Linked DNA regions of Homo sapiens: region 2 is linked to region 1. A link is a contact called in ENCODE Hi-C or POLR2A ChIA-PET data. All regions are on one chromosome and are shown on one strand. Each heading gives the region's core, a stretch centred on a gene start or an enhancer-like site at or near the end of the contact. The rest is flanking DNA. Distances are from core to core; before and after follow the strand shown.

The links. Hi-C counts contacts between places; a loop is a spot of excess contacts on that map. ChIA-PET counts read pairs that join two places held with the same protein, here RNA polymerase II (POLR2A). Pooled maps may share reads with other maps.
Region 2: a loop to region 1 is called in a map of endothelial cell of umbilical vein, with 9 times the contacts of the local background. The contact joins two enhancer-like sites. A Hi-C loop is called at or near these places in 1 of 168 maps with a recorded cell type or tissue (endothelial cell of umbilical vein) and 3 of 50 pooled maps. POLR2A ChIA-PET finds 5 or more read pairs at or near these places in 1 of 52 experiments (WTC11).

What each region holds. Positions count from the first base shown.
Region 1 is chr3:29,238,917-29,241,616 of GRCh38, reverse strand. No RefSeq gene overlaps it. Among named protein-coding and RNA genes, the nearest start is that of RBMS3-AS3, 41 kb to the left of the region's middle. Within about 2 kb of position 1,261, at least 2 of the 41 ENCODE cell types and tissues checked have a DNase peak (open chromatin) inside an H3K27ac peak, as active enhancers do; they include endothelial cell of umbilical vein, where a contact is called at or near this core.
Region 2 is chr3:29,755,994-29,758,767 of GRCh38, reverse strand. The region is part of intron 5 of RBMS3 (RNA binding motif single stranded interacting protein 3); the gene reads right to left. Among named protein-coding and RNA genes, the nearest start is that of RBMS3-AS2, 110 kb to the right of the region's middle. Within about 2 kb of position 1,252, at least 7 of the 41 ENCODE cell types and tissues checked have a DNase peak (open chromatin) inside an H3K27ac peak, as active enhancers do; they include endothelial cell of umbilical vein, where a contact is called at or near this core.

The sequences.
Region 1 (2,700 bases), core at 12-2,511:
ACCTTCAAGCCTGAAAACAACAGCCCTAAATGAGAACAAGTTACTCCTGTTTTCTCACTGAAATGTTGCTTTGTCTAAAACCACCCTGGCCCACCACACCCCCCCATTTTATACCCATCAAAACCCCAAACTCCACTGGCAGAAGAGCAGAGCAGTACAGCAGAAAAGGAAAGAAGAGAAGAAGCATCTGAACGTCGAGAGGGGTTCGGCTGGGGACGGTGGGAGAGGAGTTCAGCTGGGGACAGCCAAACTCCAGCAGAAGATTCTATTCCCACTCCATCCCCTTTCCAGCTCCCCATCCCACTGAGAGCCACCTCCATCACTCAATAAAATCTCTGCACCCTTCAAATCCATGACATGATTCTTCCTGGATGCTGGAGAAAAACCTGGGTACCAAGAGGGTATAAAAGGCTGTCACCCTGACTCTCCACTGAGCTGGTTAACACTTAGTCATCTGCAGATGGCAATTGCTAAAAGAGCATTAATTTTAACACACCCCTAGACGCTGCCATGGGACCAGAGCCCAAAACCGCTTGCCCCGGCCCCAGCACCTGCTGACCTGCATGCTGCCCCTCCTTCAGGGGGTTTGAGCATGGCAGCTAAGTGAGCCACACCCTTGTTGCAAATCCCGTGAAGGAAGCAAGGGAATTCTCCCATCTGACTTTGAGAATTAATGAATTCAGCAATACTTGCTGAATACTTGTTATTTTATTTCACACAGCTTGACATTGGGAACTCAGTGATTGAAGCCATTGTCTTTATTTTTAAGGAGGTAGCCAGGTAAATTGACATTATAGGAAGTTCAGTGTGCATATGTAAACATCAGTCTGGTTTCTGTAGTGATAAACACCTAGAAGTAGGGTCATATTTTATTCATCTCTATATTCTTTGTTGTTAACTGAAGATTTATTAAATGTTGACTAAATAAATCGATCTAAGAATGCAATTAAGGCAGAATGTCTGAAAGCTGTGATAAACAAAAATAATTCCCCCCCAAACATGTTTAGATCCTAATTCTAGGAATCTGTGAATATGTTATATTATATGACAAAGGGGATTTTGCTGATGTTATTTAAGATTAAGGACCTTGATATGGGGAAATTATACTAGATTATCCAGGCAGGCCCAATCTAATTACATAAATCCTTAAAAGTAAAGGAGGAAGGAAGATGAGTGAGTCAGTGAAATGTAATTTGAGAAAAGAGGAAGGGAGGCATGAGCTAAGGAATGTGGAGGCCTACAGAAGCTAGAACAATTCTCAGCTGACAGCTAACAAGAAAATAGGGACTTCAGTCCTGTAACTGCAAGGAACTGAATTCTGCCAACAACTCAAATGAGCAGGAAATGGAACCTCTGAAAGAAACATAGTGTTGCCTATACTTTGAGTGTAGCCTGGTGAGAACATTACCAAACTTCTGACCTACATAACTGTATGAGATCAATCTGTGTTCTTTTAAGGTGTTAAGTTTGTGACAATTTGTTTGGCAATAGTAGCAAGCAAGTACAGTGTTCATTCTTGGAAGGCTGGCCAAAGTGAGCCTCTGTCATGGGTTCTCATGACCAAAAATAAAGTGATTATCCTTGAAAGTTCAACAATACAACTTACCTAGCAAAGAACATGCACAGATGGAAAATCAATTACACAAAAGAAAACTGCTCTTCACAAATGGAATTTAGATAAAGCCATTTCCCAAAATAATGACTGCTGATTGGATCATTAGATTTGATATTTGATTTCAGATTTCATATTTGATATTCATGTGCTATGAAAAATCTGCACATATGTAGCCTTTGGAGTATGTATTCAAATTGTTATGCCCTTGAAGTCTAACTTTGACATCAGGAAAGTTCTGAGTTACAGTCTTCATCTCAGTCCAATGACCATAGTGGTACAAGAACAGTACTTTATAGGTAAAGAAGCACAAGGATATAAATTAAACAGAAAATCTTCTTAGCCATGAAAGAGCAAGTTGACCCAAGACTGACATTTATATCTGTGTGAATCATTCACTGCACAATGGGCAAGCTGTGCTAAAACCCAGGCCACGCTCTGCTCACAAAGCCATGTGCTCCGTCATAGAGCAGTGATCTCTTGGAGGAAGAGGCCCCTTGAAGGCAACACCATAAAGATAAACAGGTTCTGCCTGACATAACTCCAGAAGCTGTCCTTTACAAAGACCACTATGAGAATGGTATTCCCTAGAGGTGTGCTATGCAGTGGCTCTAGACATCTTTTTGTAGTTTGCTTGCCAAGAATTCTCCATGCAAGCTATTTTATCAAGGAGGGTGGCATTTTCCAATTCTTGCAATGGTGTCACATATGCTAATGGTGATCCTGGTTGAGCCTGATACTGGGAATGAATACGTCTTGACTTTTTATGCCATTGATACACAAAGCAGCCAGTAGCCAGGTACAGAAAAATGAACAGGGAAGCTAAGGTCTGGATTTGTCAGTGATTTAGGGCAAATGAAAGTGATCTCTGTGTCCTATTTGCAGGAAACCACATGGAGATTATAAGTCTCTGTCCCAAACAAAGGTGGAAGATGAATTCAGAAGTTTTAGCCACCCAGCAAAGGTACACACTATAGCCTATTCTTGGGCTAGAAGCCATGAAAATGAAAAATCCAACCAAACCCATTTTCTATTCTCCTCCAGAATCTGCCTGCCTTGAGTCTCTGTCCAGTGTTTTTAGTTACTTG
Region 2 (2,774 bases), core at 3-2,502, 520 kb before region 1:
TTTCAAAAACAAATTATGTCATTTCCTTCTTAATCCATTGTAACGGAAGGAATAAAATAGTGAGTTCCAGAAACAAAGATGAATGAATGCGATGAATTTTCTTCTCAGTTTTTGCAATTTGTTTTCTTCCTGCCAGGCACCTGACATTCTTAGGATACAAGTGTCTTAAGTACCAAACAGTGAAGCAGAGAGGCCTCCCTTACATGCCCTTTTGTAGAAACCAGAAATTTTGAGGGTATCTTGCTCAGCATTACAACACATTCCTCTTAGGAAATGAAACTGTGGATGACAATATTTGACTAATGAAAACACATTCCAGAGTTTGAGAGTCACATAATTTCAAGACTCAGATATCAACTTCTATATTGTACAGATGAAGAAAGTAACACTAGAAGACTGTGATTGGCTTCCCTAAAAACTAGTTAGTGGATGAGCCTGGAATAGAACTGTTGTCTCATGACTTTGAATTGAGACTATTTATTTGCAAGAGATGCAGCTCCATTGCTGGCCTCATGTCATCCCTCCTGATTTTCTCTACTGACTGATGTACTTCAATCTGTTCAAGAGTAGGATGGGTCCTGCTAGCTCCACTCTACCCAGCCACTATTACTTCAAGAAGTTGTTTTCAAAAATGGAATATAACCTGATATGAGATGTCAAGGGTGTTTCACCTCTGTGGTATTCTCTCCCAAAACCCATGAAAACTAGGGGTCTTATCATGAGAAAAACAGCTGACAAACTCAGATCTAGAGACATTCAGAATACCTGGCCAGTACTACTCCAACAAACAAAGTCTAAGAAATTATCGCAGATCAGAGCAGGCTGATGAGACAGGACAGCTAAACACAATATAGTAACTGGATTGGATCCTGGAACAGAAAGAAAATGTTAATAAAAAAGTTGGCAAAATCCAAATAGAGTCTGGAGTTTAGTTAATAGTAATATACCAATGTCAGTTTCTTAATTTTGACAAATGTGCCATGGTAATTTAAGGTGTTGTTAATGGGGGAAACTGGGTGTGCAATATATAGAAAATCTATATTATCATTATGGCTTCTATGTGAAGGTAAACTTATTGCAAAATAAGAAGCTTTTAAAATCACTGTACATTAAAATTATCAGAAAACTACTTTTAAAAATACCAATCTCTGGGGCCCAGCCCAGGAGATTCTGACTTAATTGTTTTGGCATGAGGCCCAGGCACAAAGATTTCAAAGCTACCCAGGTGATTTCAGTGTGCAGCCAGGGTTGAAAACTCCTGTTCCGAAGTTCTGTGTCAGGTATGAGAGACTAGAAACCATGGGCCAAACCCAGTCTACAGGTATGTTTTATTTGGACTGCAAAGAGATTTTGGAAATTTTGAAATGGTTGTCAACATTTGAAACTTGGGAGATTTCACATGAAAATTGAAATCTGTGATTCCTTTTAATAGATGGGACAGTTTAACCCATGCTTTCTGCATGGCAACTATGACATAATAAAAAATATATTTAGTCTTTTTCTCAGGTTGCTGACACACAGCTTCTAAAACCCTTGGAATTTCCTGAGTGATAGGGGTATGTTTTGTTATTCAGAACAGACTATTTTTAACCACATCTGAGTTTATGCTAATGAGGTCACTCAGGTAGCTTCAGGATGGGGACTGGTCACCAGAAAGACTAAGACTTGATTAGTGGGTTGGAACTTTCATCCCCACCCTCTCTGACTTCCAAGAACTGGAGAGGGGCCAGAGATTGAGCTCAAACACCAAGGGCTAATGATTTAATTAATCAAACCCAGAGGTTTTACCTAATGAAACCTATATAAAAATCCCTAAACAACAAGGTTCAGGAAATTTTCAGTTTGGTGAAGACACTGATATATGCCAGGAGGGTAGTGAGCCCAGAGAGGCTACAGAAGCTACACACTCCTTCCCTGATGCTTGGCCATATGCATTTCTTTCATTTGAGTTGTATCCTTTATAATAAACTGATAAACATAAAGTGCTTTGAGAGTCATTTTAGTGAGTTACTAAACCTGAATTGGGGAGTTGTGGGTACTCCCACATTTTGTAGTTGCTGGGAAGAAATGTGGGTAGCTTGGTGATATGGTTTTGCTGTGTCCCCAACCAAATCTCATCTTGAATTGTAGCTCCTACAATTCTCATGTGCCATGGGAGGGACCTGGTGGCAGGTAATCGAATCATGGGGGTGGGTTTTTTTTCTGTGCTGTTCTCATGATAGTGAGTAAGTCTGATGAGATCTGATGGTTTTATAAAGGATAGTTCCCCTGCACACACTCTCTTGCCTACTGCCATGTAAGACAAGCCTTTGCTCCCCCTTTGCCTTCCACTATGATTGTGAGGCCTCACCAGCCATGTGGATCTGTGAGTCCATGAAACCTCTTTTTCTTTATAAATTACTCAGTCTCAGGTATTTCTTCATAGAAGTATGAGGATGGACTAATACACCTGGGCACTCCATTTGCAGCTGGTGTGGAACTGAGCCCTTACACCTGTGAAGTCTCATGATGATCAGGTAGTTTGTGTCAAAACTGAGTTAAATTGTAGGACATCCAATTGATGTCAGAGAATTAGAGAATCGATATGCAAAAATAAGGTATTTGATGTCAGAAAAACCCACACATTTGGTGTCAGAAAAAAAGACATCACAGCAACCATGGAACAGAGTAAAAGAGCAGTTTTGTTCTTTAAATGAAGCCACTTTGCCATTATTCCTACCAAGCTGTATCAATTGCCAATCCTAAGGCAAAATAGTAGGTGCTGTTTATCACTG